Regions from separate parts of the Homo sapiens genome. Here region 1 is linked to region 2. Evidence: read pairs that join two places in POLR2A ChIA-PET (ENCODE). Cell type or tissue: Caco-2. All regions are shown on one strand. Links, peaks and the distances in the headings refer to the core of each region. The heading gives the core; the rest is flanking DNA. Region 1 overlaps MAML3 (mastermind like transcriptional coactivator 3). Region 2 overlaps MAML3 (mastermind like transcriptional coactivator 3).

Evidence for each region. Peaks named below come from ENCODE experiments on the same cell type or tissue, not always from the same donor. Only the 100,000 strongest peaks of a DNase experiment are listed, where the experiment ranks them.
Region 1: POLR2A ChIA-PET joins it to region 2 with 9 read pairs; 3 of 35 experiments call an interaction of 5 or more read pairs at or near these places.

The regions. Positions count from the first base shown.
Region 1 is chr4:139,770,942-139,779,802 of GRCh38, forward strand. All of the region lies in intron 2 of MAML3 (mastermind like transcriptional coactivator 3), which reads right to left. Among named protein-coding and RNA genes, the nearest start is that of MGST2, 110 kb to the left of the region's middle. In Caco-2, for the core only: no CTCF peak of the experiment used is centred there; no DNase peak of the experiment used is centred there.
Region 2 is chr4:140,032,250-140,041,110 of GRCh38, forward strand. The region is part of intron 1 of MAML3 (mastermind like transcriptional coactivator 3); the gene reads right to left. The region is part of intron 1 of LOC124900783 (a long non-coding RNA gene); the gene reads left to right. Among named protein-coding and RNA genes, the nearest start is that of MAML3-AS1, 91 kb to the right of the region's middle. In Caco-2, for the core only: no CTCF peak of the experiment used is centred there; a DNase peak (open chromatin) is centred at 5,342.

The DNA.
Region 1 (8,861 bases), core at 1,912-6,911, 260 kb before region 2:
TGTGAAAGGATTAACAACTGGATGTGGCTGTGTGCTTTAGAAAATTCTCTAGGAGGACCAAGTGTGGCAAGGAACCTCAAAGACCCTCCATGAAGGATCCACACCACACCCTCCTTCTGGAGAGCTCTCTACAGTACTCGGAATCTTACGTTTTATCCATTCATGAAGTCTTTACCCAAAGTTACAGCTACAGTTTATAAAATGGCAGTGATGTATTACGCTGCACATCAAACGAGAAGCCCTTTTCCTTTAAAGAGGTTGTATTTTGGAGAGGGTTTTGGGCAGCCATTGTATAGACTGTACACTGTTCTGGGTCCAAGAACCAAAGCCATGTCTTAGAACTTTCCTAAGACTGAGCCTCATGTTATGGGCTGATCATCCTGTATATCTAAGGACCCTTTTTGCAGTGTCATTCCTAACTATTCCAGTGACCAGCCACCTTAAATGACTCAATGCATAAATAAAACATCAGGTAGTGAAGAAGTTCTTTCCTTCCCTGGAAGCGGGATAAGATTCTGTGGCCATGCACACAAAAGCTCCTATACTTTTCTCTCATTAGCAAATGCTGGGAAGAAATTCATTCAAACTTCAATCATTATTTTTTATGTAAGTATCTGGGACTACAGGATGTAAAATAAAGGGCAGAGTTCACTAGTTTATACACTGCTCCTCTAGAGTTTAGCTGGCGGAAATAATTTTCTGGTTGAGAAAACGGAAGATTGTAAAAGATTTCTCAGGAAACCCTTAGCGTATTTAACTGCAAATTCCCCAGCCTAGGACAGAGTTTCTTAATTAGGTAATCCAGAGGGACCACCTGTACCAGAATCAGCTACAGGTGCTTTGAAGATGTAGCTTTCGGGGGCCCATCCCAGATTTGGATCTCTGGGATGGGGCCCGAGTATCTTCAATTGGAACAAGCTCACCAGGTGATACACTGAAGTTTGGGAATCATTGCTATGTCTTGAAAGAAACATCCCACACCAGGTCACCTCTACTTAAAGTAAAAAAAAAAAAAAGTCCGGGCGCGGTGGCTCACGCCTGTAATCCCAGCACTTTGGGAGGCCGAGGTGGGCGGATCACGAGGTCAGCAGATCCAGACCATCCTGGCTAACACGGTGAAACCCCCGTCTCTACTAAAAATACAAAAAATTAGCTGGGCGCGGTGGCAGGTGCCTGTAGTTCCAGCTACTGGGGAAGCTGAGGCAGGAGAATGGCGTGAACCCGGGAGGCGCAGTTTGCAGTGAGCCGAGATCGCGCCACTGCACTCCAGCCTGGGTGACAGAGCGAGACTCCGTTCTCAAAAAAAAAAAAAAAAAAAAAAAAAAAGGTAAAAGGACCTACACTTCTTCAGGTGTAGCTCTTGCTTTCCTAGTTCACAGATATTTTTAAAGTTGTCTTTTTGTTTGTTAGTTTTTTTGAGACAGAATTTTGCTCTTGTTGCTTAGGCTGGAGTGCAGTGGCGCGATCTCGGCTCACTGCAACCTCCGCCTCCTGGGTTCAAGTAATTCTCCTGCCTCAGCCTCCCAAGTAGCTGGGATTACAGGTGCCCGCCACCACACTTGGCTAATTTTTCGTATTTTCAGTAGAGACACAGTTTCCCCATGTTGGCCAGGCTGGTCTCGAACTCCTGACCTCAGGTAATCCACCTGCCTCGGCCTCCCCAAGTGCAGGGATTACAGGTGTGAGCCACTGCGCCTGGCCAAAGTTATCTTAACATTATTGGCCCTCCATTAACTTGTATTATAGCAAGCATCAAGAGGATGAACTTCCCAGACGTAAAATGAGTCAGTCAATGTTCTGTCACTGGAGGTCTTCAAGCAGAGGCTGGAAAGCCACTTCTTAGGAATACCATAGGAAAGAATAAAGTATTGCTCACGCCTGTAATCCCAGCACTTTGGGAGGCCGAGGAGGGCAGATCACGAAGTCAGGAGTTCGAGACCAGCCTGGCCAAGATGGTGAAACCCCATCTCTACTTAAAAAAAAAAAAAAGAATAAAGTATCAGTAGAGGGCCCTAACCCTAAAATAATGTATCACATTTCCTCTAGCTCTATGATCATAGGATAATATTATAAGAAAATCAGCTTTAATATATCAAGTATTACATTTTAAAAAGTCTAAGCATATGCCCAGATTTTTTTGGTAGTTTTAAAAAGAAGCATGAAAGCCAATCTGTAAAACTGAAGTCCAGAAGCTGAGGATAGAACTATCAACAGGCTTCAGGATTCTTAGCCTTAATTCCAGCTCTGAAACGTATTGGCTCACCATACGCTCATGAAGACAAACAGAAAAAAGGCAGAAGAGTTCATCATCTTCACATTGCCCTACCCAGTCCCAAGCATCCTGTTATCTAATGGCACTGTGATGACTGCTAAGCCTTGTCACTCTTCGGAGTGGTGTTCATCAGATCAGAGACTTAAATCTCTCGCAATGCTTCAGGTTCTTCAACTGCAAAAGGGTATCACTAAATGCCCAGGGAAATACAATTTTCAAGAGGATAAATGCTTGACTGTGCTGGTTATTGGCACCTGTTTTCCATTTCCCTAGAGTTTCCTCTTCACTAGTCAAAAGTGTGCGTGTCCATGGATCTTTGCTACTACAGAAAAATAATTCCAACCCTAGGTAGTGCTAAGGATGGGGTAGCAGTGAGCACATTACCAAAAGGCTCAGCGTAAATGGGTACAGAAGATGAGCCTGTGCAAAACAAAATAAAAAAGGAGATTCTGAAGTTCCTCAATCAATTAAACTAACAATTCAGATAAACAGGAGAGTGAATCTGTGGAGTCTGAATTATCTGGCAACCTTTCCATGTATCATATTGACATAAAGATTGCCAAACCGCCCACTCTTCAATTCATGTTGTGTGGACTGTACTTAAACACCTCGATGGCTTTGGAACTCAGATTTGAGACAGGCACTTGAAGAAGATGACTGAGAAATGTTCAATTTGATGAAAAATTGCAAACAACCGGACCACTGTGAAACCATATGTATGGGTTGTTTCTAACTGGGTGCTTTACTTCTGAAACAGTTTTCAAGTTTGGGATCTAAAGCACATGGTCAGGAGTTCAAGCAAGCCATAGCAGGCCATCCTTTGCAGCAGGCCGTGTGAGCTTCATCTTTACAAACAAGGACAAGAGATGTGCCTGAGCCACAGAAAAGAGCAGCAGAGCACCAGGACTTGGCTCAGCTCCAAGTCAGAATGCTGAGCTCCAGAGCTGGGCTTTGGCTGTTCCTCTCACTGCAGGAGCAGAAATAATGGTCAAAATGTTCCTGACCTTGACTGTCTCATCTGAACAAATCCTCCTTGACAACTACTACACTTGGTAATTGTTTATTTAACTGGGCGATACTCTGTTACTGTCTCCTCCAAGTCTGTAAGCAACATGAGGGCAGGGATGACTTATGTCTATTTTGTTTACTGCTTTATCTGAAGTGGCCAGCACTGTGGCTGGCACGTAGTAGGAGTTCAATCCATATCTGCCAAAAGGATAAAGGAACAAATGAACCAATGAATGAATGAAGAGATAACAGACTCCAGAAGTAATTACAGCTGAATCCTATAGCCCACTTCTAAGAGTAGTAGCATTTTAGGAAGCCCTAGTATTTCAGCTTCAGAGATGGCTAAGTATAATTGTGTGAAGTCTGAAAAGGACTTAAACTCTGTCGCTCCATTAATGATCAAGACAGGAAGAGTCTTTAAGAAGAGAAAAAAATTGACGGAGGGGAGGATGGCAGAAGGAAAATCATGTTTAAGAACTAATAGAAGATTTATGATAGTAATTTTTAAATCTTAGACGTGAATTATTCTAAACCATGATAAAAGAATTTACTACAAATGGCAGTTGCAGAATGGCTTGAACTGCTATATGATATCTTATTGAATCTCCACACTGCAAAGTTGGTGGAAGTTAAGCTGTTTGTAACTTACTTTGGAGGAAAGAGAAATAAATGTGTATGTAAACGCTAATCAGGCCGATGATCTCTCTTTTGGTGCAATTTGATAGCTACACCTGGGATGGGGCCAAACTCTCTCCGGGGAAAGACTTCCTTTTAGAACACCAGCAATCCCCAGATCCATAATGGTGAATTACACGGGTCTGAGAATAAGAGGAAAAGTCACCATGACTAGAATGAAAGGATAATGCAAGGGTACTTGGGCTTCTCATGGCTGCATGGTATATGATTCTCTGGGTTTTATACTGCTCCTTCCTTAGCCCTCAGAACTCTTAATCCTATTTTCATTGCCCTAGGTAAACTGGGAAATATTTTCTCCTCCTTGACTGCAGTTACTCACACAATAAACAGGTAATAAACATTTTACTGCCCTAAGCAACCTCCTGCTAGGCAGGCAGTCAGAAGAGAAAAGGCTGTGCAAAATAACCCCCTACAGGATAAACTGTGGGGTACAAAGGATGAGAGTAACCCTTCAATAGAGCGCACCCTCTGTGGGTTCCAGGAGAGTGACTGGGAGCTGCTGGGACACATTAGCTGGCCCTTGCGGTCTAGATTCCTCTCTGCTTGAGGCTAGTAGGGAAGATTTGATTTCACCAAAAGGTAATTTAGTTGCCATTTCAAAGCTCTGTCTAGCTAAATTAAGGATGAGGAACGAAACTGGAGTTTACAATCTCCCAGGTTAAACCATGAGCTGTGGGCCCGGAAAGGAAAATAGGGGGCAGTTTGCAGCAGAGAGGAGTGGTTCGGGGGGCAGAATGATTCCGTTTGATTTCAGGTTTGCATTTTATTTTCCAAGGCATCCTTGTTTCATTGTTGTTGTTTCTATCTTTCCGGTATATCACGTCAAACTGTTGCTATCATCTGCTGACAGGGTGAAAAGCACGGTGGACATCCTTTGCCATCCTATTTTTCTTTCTGCTACACTCAGGGTTCCCTCAAAAGCCTTTTACCTTCAGCTTAGTTTAAAGCATTTTATGGTTCCGACTGCTTAGGAAATATTTCTAAGGTACAACTTGCAACTGTTAGGCTACTCTGCACCTTCCCCCAACTCAGGGAAATAGGGCAAAGCCAAATAATAATAAGATAAGCTCTGCTTCTACGGCTGCCATTTAACTTATTTATGGGAAATAAAAATCTTACATAAATATTTCCCACCAAATAGCATGCCAAATCAGAATGTATTAACCCAAGGCAAATGATAAATGCATCTGCACAGACAATCTTCCAATGCATGTAGGCTGAAAAAATGATTATTTTGTAAATCAACAGTTCTTTGATGTCAATTGCTGTTAATTTATGGTATTTTGCTCTAATTTTATTTTGGGATATTTATTTTTGTTGTATTTTGTTGCAGAGGTGTTGTGATGGTCTAGGAAGAGCCGTAACATGCTGATATGTCTAAATTAGAGAGAAATTTGAGATCTGATTATGTCTGAAATGGCTCCTGTCGTGATACAGTGCCCTGGAAACCTCCTACATTCCCTTTCTGCTTTCTCTGGAACCCTTCTTGGGAGGGTTAAGGAAGTGACTCTGCAGATTAGGTGATAAGTGATTAGAAAGCACTCCGAAGACCACACTGATAGATAAGTGAAAAATAACAAAGCTCCCGGCAGCTTTAGGGAAAAGTGCAGAGCTGCAGCCACTGGCCATTTTATCAGAGGCTCTTAGGTAGACTGAGGCTTTCCCTGAACAGTGTTTGGATGATCCCCACAAAAACAGGATGGAAACACACTCAAAGCAGATACGCGCAAAATGGTGCATTTAAACCCCAAAACAAAAGGCACCAAAACTGGATGGCAAAGCCTGGGCATAGACAGAAGCCAGGGGCAGAGGTCACAGGGCCAAGGATCAGCCAGATATGGCTTCCTGGGATGGCTTAGAAAAAGAGTGACATGTAAAGGCCAGGAAGCACTCTTTGTTTTACTGGCGTGACACTGTTATTTGACTTCTGTGTCCTACTTTGGCTCCAGCATCTACAAAATGGCATGTAAAAAACTTATAGGGGCACAGAGGGCAGCAATAGCCATAATTAAAGGGATGGAAGAAAGGTTCTCCAAAGCAAGATGAAAGGAATTGCATTGTTTATCCTGGAGGAAAAAAGGTTAAGGGGTGACAGTGACTGTATTCAAATATAGGAAGGGTTTTGGAGGGACACTCATCCACTCCTCTGCAGGGTTTGGGGGAGGAAGAACTGACAAAAAGCAACAGGTTTAAATGAAATGCTGATGTGGTACAGGGCCCTGGAAAAGCTGACGGTTCTTCAGACAGAAGGAAGAACTTATGGAAAGGCAGGGTAACCCAAAATATAGGCTGACTAACATGGATCTTAGACTTAATATGTCCAAAATAGAATTTCCGGTTCTTTGCTCCCCACTCCTGAAAACAATACCAACATCTACTGTGTTGGCCAAGTAAACATTTCAAGAAATCATTCACATTTCCTTCCCTCCTCTACCTGCTCCAAATCCAGTCCTTCAGCAGACCTTGCCACAAGAAGATCTGAATTTGATCAGTCTTCAGTCTCCACTGCCACTTCCCCAGTCCAAGCCATCATCATCACTTGCTTGGACCCAGCCAGGAGGAACCTTATATTCTCCTTCAATCCATTCTCCAGACACCTGCTTTAAAACATTTATATTTATTTATCTGAGACATGGTTTCTCTCTGTCGCCCAGGCTGGAGTGCAGCAGCATCATCATGGCTCACAGAAGCCCTGACTCCCTGGGTTCAAGCAATCCTCTTGCCTCAGCCACCCAAGTAACTGGGACTCCAGGCATGCACCATGGTGCCCAGCCCGGGTGCTTTTTAGAGCATAAATCAGACGATGTTACTTGCCTGCTTAACACTATTCAAAGACTTCCCATAATGCTTAAAACTCGCACTTTTGACCATGGTCTTCCAGGCTGTGCATCAGCTGGCTCCTGCCCTCTGCTGAACCCTTATCTTACCCACCCTTCTCTCCCTGCTGCTCTCTTGAGCCACATTGACCTTCTTGCTGTTCCTGAAAAGCCAGCTTTGCTCTCTTTGTGCCAGCTGCTCCCTTGGCTGGAACACTCTTGACCTAGCTCTTCCCTTGGCTGGCTCCTTTTGTCATTCTGTCTCAGCTCAAGTGTCACCTCCATGGGCCTTCTCTGGCTACTAGAAAGTGCACACTCTGAGAGTGAGAACTTTATCCACCTTGTTCATGACGGTATTCTCAAGCCTTGGACAGGCAACTGACACGCTGGGGTGATGCAATGAATATTGGTTGAATGAAAAAATAAAATGATGAATAAAAGAATACCGTGATAAAAGTAGGTTGTTACTTGCTATCCCAAGAGAGCTGGAGATGAGAAAAAGAAAGTGTTGTGCATGGTTTATACCACCATGGACTAGATGATATTTTGGACTTAGAGATTCACAGGGCTGTGCACTTTTGAAGTGAAGTGAGGGCCTTGCCTCCTCCATTGAGGTCCCAGAGAAGAGTAAAACCCAGTGGGGCATCATCCTTATCAGGGTCAGAGAATTTTAGGGGAGTTTCTCTGAGCAAGAGAAAAAGCACAGAGGGCTGACCTTAAGTCTCAGAGGGCAGCCACAGTGGAAGGAGAAAAAGATGGGGATTTAAGATCTGCTATCTCACTTGAAAACCATTGAGTTGGATCACCTGTCAGGATGAATTGAAGTTACTATTTTCCTTCTTCTTCATAAAGAATCGTTAGAGACTGGGTACCTCCCTTACTCTTCCTGAGGGCGAATCTCTAGCACTACCTCCATAACATTTATAAGGCCCTTGTGGTTCCACGTTCCCACAGAAAATGCTATGAGCTGGCCAGGCACAGTGGCTCATGCCTGTAATCCCAGCATTTTGGGAGGCCGAGGTGGGTGGATCACGAGGTCAAGAGACGGAGACCATCCTGGCCAACATGGTGAAACCCCGTCTCTACTAAAAATACAAAAATTAGCTGGGTGTGGTGGCAGGCACCTGTAGTCCCAGCTACTTGGGAGGCTGAGGCAGGAGAATCGCTTGAACCCAGGAGGTGGAGGTTGCAGTGAGCCGAGATGGCGCCACTGCATTCCAGCCTGGGTGACAGAGCGAGACTCCACCTCAAAAAAAAAAAAAAAAAGAAAAAGAAAATGCTGTGAGCTATTCTAAATCTGCCTTTACACAGCCTACTTTGATTCAGAATTGGACAAAAGAGGGTTGGAAGGACTCTTGGAATATATGACTGCAAGGTTTCTGTAGGCCGTGCACACATACAATGGCTGACCATTGCCCCAGCCAGTTAGCCAAGGCCTTTTGAGCAAGGTTGATGTAATCTATTTTATTTTTGCCCTAATTTCCCTAAAGAGCTGAGGAATAGTCTTTGGGGGGGCTCTATAAATGCTAATGATTGATTCACACACCTCACAGAAGGCATAACTCTGGTAGGTTTTTAGTTGGCTTTGCTGCTCTTCAGTTCAAAATCCCAAAGTGTTATCATCAGGTGGCTGGTGGAGTGGAAGATAATGGAAATAAATTTAGAAACTTAATTTAAAAATAATTTGTGAGCCCCATCACCCCAAAAGTCCTAGTGGTCACAATTTTAATTATGTCTTTCAGGTTTATAGCCCTGATTTTTTACATTTAAGATTGTTTCTAAAATGTTTGAGAATGGTCAGTAAAAATCTCCTCACATTTAGAAATACAAGTTACTATTTACTGCCCATATTAAAAAGTATTTCTTAGACTGCATCTGTATCCTGGGATCTGCCAGCAATACACATGACCATAGGATAGGAGGACAGACCGGAACACGGACTGGATTCTTTATAAATCAATAATCAGCGGAGGGGTGAGGGGCTGTCACTTTGGTGATTTCATTTTCAGCCACAGCTGGCCAGATTGCTTTTTGGAAAATAAAAGTCATGGCAAATTGAGCTTGACAAT
Region 2 (8,861 bases), core at 2,298-7,297:
GGAAGCTAAAAGAGGTTAAGTGCCCTTTTATCACAGTTAGTGATAAAATTCAGGCAAAATTGAAAGTGGCTGCTCCAGCCTATCTTTGTAGCGGATGACCTGTCTTAGAATTTGTTGAACCTCTAGCATTGAATGTAGACTGATTTTAACCTGAATGAAAACTTCAGACTTGAAATTATTCTGCTTTTAAGGAAAGTGAAATTGTTAATTGGTTTTAGTAAACCAGATATTTAAAATCATTTTACTTCCATTCAGTTCCTCATCAAGTCTAAGCAATTGGGTACTGTACTTTGACTATTAAACCTGTAAGTTATCTGAAAATAATTTTTATTACACATTATATAATACTGAAAGTATTAGACTCACATCCATATCAATGATACAAATGGGTAAATTAGTACAAACTTTCTGAAGGGCATTTGGCAGTATGTTACCAAAAACTTAATATTTGAACCCTCTTCATTCTGTCAACGTCATTTCTAAAGATTTATTCTGAGGAAAACTTACTCGACATCTAGGAATATGGTCAATTTTTATTCTTCTGCCTTTACACTTTTTGATAAATTCCAAAGTTCCTTACAATGAATTTATGTCATTTCTACCATTGGAAAAAAACCTCTCATTGTTTGTAAAAAAAAAAAAAAAAAAAAGTGAGAGAATGCAACTGGCTGCTTATCCTTCAAGAAAATATCGGGCTCTTGTGCACTGGGTGATTTTTTTCTTTCTGGTCAAAAGTTTGTAGAAAGGGAGAAACTGTGTTTCCTGGGAAAAGCCACCAGCTTCTAACCATGAACGGGTGTTCAGAGCATGAGTCTGTTTTGGAATTTCCAAAAAGCATACAAGAATAAGGCTCTGGCTGAACATCCTTTTCCTATATGGATTGCACATAATCAATAGACCTAGAAGCACTTATTGAACACATCCTGTGAACATCATTGCACTAAGAGCTATTCGAAACAAATGGCAAGGGCTTTTCCATGCCATTTATAACTAAGCCCTGTGGCAATGACATAAACATATGAAAAGATGACCATGAATAGAGGCCGTAATTAATTTCCAAATACAAAATGTAGGTATCTAGAAAAGGAAGAAGCTCACGCAAAACCTGAGTGGCGAGGAAAGGCTTTGCAGAGAAGGGCTCAGCCTTGAAAAAAAGATGGAGCAAGAAGAGGTACGGTATGGGAAAGAATGGTTTTACTGGGTTTGAGTGGTAGAATACTGAAAAACAAAGATCAGAAGGAAAGGCTGGGCAGGCCCAGCCTGAGGAGCATCTCAACTCCCGAATGACATTTGATCGCCTCACTGGATGTCTATTTTATGTTAGATGCTCCATAAGGCCATATAGCACAGTGGTTAAGAGCACTGAGTTCTAGAATCAGAGCACCTGGATTCAAACCAACTCTGATGCTTACTAGCTCTGTGATCTTGGATAAGTCACCTAAGCTCTCAGTTTCCACATATATAAAATGAGGATAACAACAGTACTCACCACACAGGGTTATCGGGATGATTAAGTATGCATGTGTAAGGACTGAATAAATGTTCAAATGTTGGCATGGCACTGGGCACACAATGGAATAATGTCTGCTTGCATTAAGCAGTGCTATGAGACTTTTTTAAAGTGTGCATTCTTATTTTAAAATCTTTGTGAGGTCTATAAAAGAATGTGCCCACCTTTGGAACTACAATGGCCTGAACATAAATGAGTTGTTTTTTGACGACTAACCACCCTGCAATGGGTCTCAGAGTCATCATTATATACCACCCTTCTCACAGTGTGGACCAATAATAATAACAACAACAACAGCAACAACAGCTTTGTATAGCAACCAAGGGTTTACAAAAGGCTTCTATCTCATTCACAAGAATTCCATGAGGTAAGCCAGACAAGAATCAGGATGGAGGCAAGACGAGGACCCAGGGTTTCTGCGTTCTTGTCTAGGACTCTTTATAGCTTACAAAGTAGCCTATGAAGAGACAGACCAAATACAAACTGATCCTTAGACTCAACCTGGAAGTTAATTCCTTATAAATGAACATCTGATGTGAGATAGTCTGGTTGTGATTTGACTTAGACAGAAATGGAGTAGATTACTTAGAAATTTAAACTCTTAATAAACCATTGAAGTTTTGATGTCCAATGTTCACACATACCTTGAAAAAGAGATGGAGTTGGAAGACATATGGTATGAGAAAGAAAGATTTTACTGGGTTTGAGTGGCAGAATACTGAAGAACAAGGATCAGAAGGAAAGGCTGGGTGGGCCCAACCTGAGGAGCACCTCAACTCCCAAATGATGTCTGATCACCTCACTGAATGTCTATTTTGTGCTAGATGCTCCATAACGCCATATAGCACAGTGGTTAAGAGCACTGAGATCTGGAATCAGAGTACCTGGATTCAAACCAAGTCTGATGCTTACTAGCTCTGTGAAGATACCTCTGATTTTCAGTATTCAACTATTCAGTAGCTGAATTTTTGTCTTGCTTTAGATTTGAAAGGAAAGTAACAAAGAGGGCATTGCTATTATTTGATTGTAGTTTGAATCCCTGCTTGTCTAATTCCAGGAAGTTCCAGTTAATAATATACAACCAAATCAAATAACATATTGATGGAGGTTATACATGGGTAGAGGCAGGCAAAGCAACATCTACAAACCCCACTGGGAAACAGTTACCAGACACAAGCTAAAAATGTATTCAGTTGTCCAACAATATGAACCAAGGAAGTTCTTTTTTGAGATGGAGTCTTGCTCTATTGCCCAGGCTGGAGTGCAGTAGCATGATCTCGGCTCACTGCAACCTCTGCCTCCCAGGTACAAGCAATTCTCCTGTCTCACCCTCCTGAGTAGCTGGGATTACAGGTGCCTGCCACACCATGCCTGGCTAATTTTTTCGTATTTTTAGTTGAGACAGGGTTTCACCATGTTGGCAAGGCTGGTTTCGAACTCCTGACCTCAAGTGACACACCTGCCTCAGTCTCCAAAAGTGCTGGGATTAGAAGTATGAGCCACCACGCCCGGCCAAGCCAAGGAAATTCTAAGGTGAAACCCTGAAAAACAGAAAGTTCATGTTCCAAATATGTGAAATCAACGGAGTCCTTTCCAAATCAGATATCTGAACACAGGACCCAGGTTTTCCTCCTTGTTTTATCCAATAGTATAATTACTGCAATCATCACTTAATAACATATAGCTTTTAAATTACAAACCACATCCTTACCTCTAGGGAATATATGTAAAAATCTTTCCATTAAAATGCTAACATTGCTGGGCACAGTGGCTCACGCCTGTAATCCCAGCACTTTGGGAGGCCAAGCAGGTAGATCACGAGGTCAGGAGATCAAGACCATCCTGGCTAACACAGTGAAAACCCGTCTACTAAAAATACAAAAATTTAGCCGGGCGTGGTGGCACGCCAGCTACCCAGGAGGCTGAGACAGGAGAATCGCTTGAACCCGGGAGGTGGAGGTTGCAGTGAGCCGAGACTGCACCACTGCACTCCAGCCTGGGCAACAGAGCGAGACTCCGTCTCAAAAAAAAAAAAAAACCCAAAAACAAAAAACTAACATTAATAAAGTTTAGCACCAAATTGCTCTACCTGAGGTTGAACGGTAATGCTTTAGTTTAATTCCCTTCGGAACACATTATCTACTTTTTGGGTAGAGTTCTATCCTGATGTATTTCTTACTGGGGAGTTCAAAGAACAAAGAGCATAGTTGAGAATGAATTGAGATGAACTCAAACCAGAAACAAAGCATATCCACGAAAGGGAATAGATTATACAGGAAAGTAAGGATTAGGACCGATTCCTTTTCTAAATGACTGGCCACTGTTACAGCCTTATTCTGTTGTCAACAGTACTTCTGCTGTTAACTGAGCTTACACACAGTGTCAGTCAAGGTTTTCATTGAATAACAAGTGTGTGTGATTTCTAATACATGTGAGGCCCATTCTGACGCAGTATGTATTAAAATGAGCCAAGGGAACATCTACCAATGGCCCCTGTCGTTGCCTGCCTCACTGCTTTCCTGGATACATTTGCCTCAAGTGGACACAGCAGCTGGAGAGAGGGATGTAAAGCAAGACCTCCGTCACCCAGCATGCAGGAACATGAGTATTTACTGGCTCCATCTTCACTGTCAGAGAATACTACAGGGAGGATGAAACAGCTACCGCGATTAAAAACCTGCTCCCTTGAAAACAGCCATGCCACTGCTGTGCCACACAATGACCCTTTCAAGTCGGGTGCTGAGCTAGATCAGCACCTCTCCTGCAACTTCTTTGATGGCTCAGTGTAGACTGTACGGTGTGCCAGAGAGTCCAAGCACAGCTCCAGCAGGAATCTCCTGGAGCAGAAGGCTCAGGAGAAGATGAGAAGAACAGCTGCCTATTTTCTACCTCAACCACGGCCAATTTTGTGCTCCAGCCCTCCTTTTCCCATTCCAAGTGGCATATCCTTTCTTCCTCTGTCCCTCTATTTAACAGTCAGACAAGAATAATTTACTGGAAAATTGTTAAGTTATAAAAATAACCATGCTTTCTTTCACTTCTTTTCCCAAAAGTTTGTCTCCTAGAGCCAATCTTTAGAATCCAACTCTTGGTGTGTATTTTAGAAAACACCTTGAAGATGACGGTGGCTCAGAAGCACACTATGGTACATGCTGCTGCTATGGTCAGTGCTCTGTGCTCTTCAGTCCCACTTTCCAATACTGAAACTTGCTTCAACACAAGAATTTATATCAGACTGATATTGTCACAAGTTCCAAGGATCCCAGCTGACATCGCTGTGGCCCTGCTTGGGGGAAATAGAACTAAAAGACTTTATATTAATTCACTGGTATCTTTTAGTCCACTGACGATCATATAACACAGTTCAGTAGATTACTGGGAAAGTGAGGCACTAAGAACCCTGATGTTTTTGTTCCCAGAAAACCTGAAGCTCAAGACTGTGTATAGGGAAGCACTATAAATGACTTCTGACCCTCTGCTTGAAAAAAAAAAAACAAAAACAAAACAGCAACAAAACAAAAAACAAACTAAGAACGGATCAAGAAGTTCCTCAGGTTAGGTTTTAACACGAATCCTTAGCACATTATTATCTTTCTGCTCTAAAACTGGAGTTTGCACTTTAAATAGAGATTTCAATAAATTAATGCATTAGCTACAAAGAAATGGACTCAATTTAAATGACTAAGCAAGTGACCTGAATATTATTTCCTTTAAATAGCCTGAGCAACATGAAAAGAAAATACAAAAAGGAATCTGAGTAATGCCCTATGTCTACAAGATTCCATCTAAGTAGAGCATGTCTCCCACAATGTGACTCACAGGAGGCCTGCAGCTTCAGTTTTGAACAAACAAACGCACGTCTTCATTCAGCACAAAGCTAACTAGTGTTAGTTATACAGCTAACTAGTTATGCAGGCTATCCATATTTACATAATCAGAAACACATTGCTTTCAATAAGACAAGGCCCACTGAGTTACATATGACCCTAAGGTACGTGTATTTCAACGCATGTTAAACTGTACTTTTCAGAAAATCATTTTGTTTAACAAACTCTCAGCAGGCACCCTGATTAGACATAATCTATAAGGGCCCTTTGTCTCGAGCTACACTGCTCTGCTGTATGGGGCTCTCTTTGTGGTGATAATTGGTTTGGCTGTCCATTCCACCCATCAGGTGATAGAAAACTATCAATCAGCCTAAATGCAATGTGAGAGAAGTCTCGTTAGCCAATTAGTCAGTAATGAGAACATTAGCTAAGATATCTTCTGCAGAGGGCACCTTAGCCATTCCACTAGTCTGAGAAGATGACAGTCCCTATGTGATTAATAAAGATCACAGGATACTTCAGAAATTCTACATGGGTGAAGAAGAGAGTCAGAAAGAAATGCACTCGGAAATGCTGACTGTTTCTAGTGCTGCCAAGTGCTTTACGCAAAAACATTCCAAAACCACAGAACCACAGAACTTCAGAGCTGGAAAGGACCCTGAAGATGATTTGATCTCACACCTGCATTTTACAGATACGGCAGGGAGTGAAATGAATTGTCCAAGGTCACCCAGCTGGCTGGCAATGGTGCACCTCTTGTGGCTCCAAAGAAAAATATTTGGACTGATAAAAGCAAACAAAACAGGCAGCACATCAGTATGGAGAGATCCTACATGGCTTCTGATATTTTTATGGGTGTGTCTTTTTTCTCTACTGGTGGCAAGGATTATATGTTTTCCTTCCCTGACTTCCTAGGGCCAAACATGATCACTGTTTGTCCTGAGGAAGTATCACACATATTTAGAGCAATGGCTCCTAGGCCAGATTGCCTGGGTCCATAATGCCAGCTCTGCTACTTACTACACGTGTGACTTTGGACAAGTACTGAATGCCCTGTACCTCAGCTTCCCCATCTGTAAAAGAGGATAATAGTCCCTACCTCCCAGGGTTATGACAATAATTAAGAGTTAGTCTACATAAAACACAGGGAACAGAGGCTAGCACTTGCAAGCTCGGCTATTATTATTCATGAAGGTGCTTGTGAAATGACAGCTGCAACGACAGGGCAACTTCTGCATATACAGGAATAATACTAAGATAAGGCCTGGGCGTGGTGGCTCATGCTTGTAATCCCAGCACTTTGGGAGGCTGAGGTGGGCAGATCACGAGGTCAGGAGATCCGAGACCATCCTGGCTAACACGGGCTACTAAAAATACAAAAAATTAGCCAGGTGTGGCAGCATGCGCCTATGATCCCAGCTACTCGGGAGGATGAGGCAGGAGAATCCCTTGAACCTGGGAGGTGGAGGTTGCAGTGAGTCGAGATCGATCGTGCCACTGCACTCCAGCCTGAGAGACAGAGCAAGACTCCGTCTAAAAAAAAGAAAAAAAAGAAAAGATAAATTAAGGCAAATTAAACACAATGCCATAACTTTCTTGGGATGAAGACTGAGGGAAATCACAGAAAGAAGAGTAAATTCAAAGGGGAGAACCACACCAGCCTCACAGAAATTTCAGGAAGCATCGCTGAAGCTTTGGATGACAGTCCTATCATGTCCCAACCTGTCTGCTGGACTGCTCCCTGGTACGGTCAATTGGGCATGTTCTAGCGGAAATCCACAGGCCCACTAACTCCCACAGCCCACAGCCATGGAACCATGGCTGACCATGCATGGTGGTCTTTACCCTTGTGCCATGAGTGGTCTGAGGACTAAACATGCCTTGATCAGAAGCATTACCATTCTCTGAATCACCAGGCCCCTAACCTTGAAGGTTATGTCTCCTCTCCCAGAGGCTTTCGTTATCTGCTCCTCCTCTTGACCCCCATAGCACTGTAGGCACAGCCCACCCACCCCGACTGTGCAGGTGACATGGCATTGCCACTGCTTGTCTCATTCCATCTCTGTATTTCATACTGCCCTGCAATGCTGTCTGAATGCAGGGCCAGGCATGCATTTGACAAAGAGGCCACTTCAGTGGATTGTCCCAGAGTTAATACGCACCAAGCAACAAGAGCTACTCTGACATGGGTGCTAGTGCACTGCTGTACAATGCCTGGGATTTTCCTCTTTTACCTTTTAGGAGCAAAGATACTCTATTATCACCACTATCAACCTCTCCTCTTATCCCTACCCCTCAAGAAAGAAATGGAAACACGCAGGAAGTTCAAAGGCCAACTCATTTGCTACTGCTGGAGCGGGCAAACAACGCACACTCACAGAAACTAAATAAGTGAATGAGGAAAATGGAGTGCACAAAGACATGAGAGGACAGACCAGTGAGACCAGAATGCAGTCAACAAGAGAGGGGTTAGGGTCGAAAAGGCCCAGGAAAGGGGTGGGGTGCTACCGAATTCTGACTTTTTTCCTTTATAGGTATTTACTTATATCTGGTCTCAGAGACACACAGGGAGAAGAAGTGGGAGAGAGAGCATCTAACAAGATCCTTGAAGGCAGGAATGTTTTCCCATTTTCATTTCTATTCCATTGTAGTGTTGAGAGCAGCTCCAATCATCTGAAAGAGTGAATGGCTATTGGGTGGGAGGCAAAGGGAAACAAAGAAATATACCGTGAACTCCGGGACACATCTTAAAACTTGCCTAAACTCCAGAGAGGGAGGTACTCATCAAGTGCAGTCTTCAAAAATTATGTGGGATTCACAAACAGAACTCATCTCCAGGTAGAGGACAAGGGTCCCTCCCACCTGAACATCAACAAGTAATGCAACTCTCCCTCTCCTACACAACGTTTATATGGTTGATATCCACCAATCTGTCCATCCCTCCTTCCTCTAGCCCTTGGGCGCCACACTAAAATATTACATTCAACAGAAATTAGAAACTTCAAAGCACACCCCTTCAAAAAATCAACAATACAGGGTACGGTGATGAACAAAAGGACATTATAATTTTGTGGAAAATGCAAATGTTAAATTACACACAGAGTAATTGCCATATTTATGTCTTTCCTACTGACCTTATCTTGCCAGAGTAGGAGAATCAGTGTCAAGAATGAACTCTTTGCCGATTTAAATAGGATTCAAATATATATATTATGCATAATAATAGTCTCCTTTCACTTATTACATAAACATAAAACATTACCCTCCTTCTATTCTTGAGACGTTATGACAATCTGAGCTAATACATTTAATTCAACTCAAGTCCCTGAGAGAACAGAACTACAATTACTATTTAGCGAGTGTCTGACCCATTCTGCTTGTCTCTGAAATTGTCTATGAAACTTTCATGGAGGACACCAAGGAATCATTTTGTTGTTTGACAAAATGATTTGACTGTGAACATTTTTAAAATGCTTATATTCCCAACATTTAAAATAAGATTTTATTTTCTTTTATATAGATGG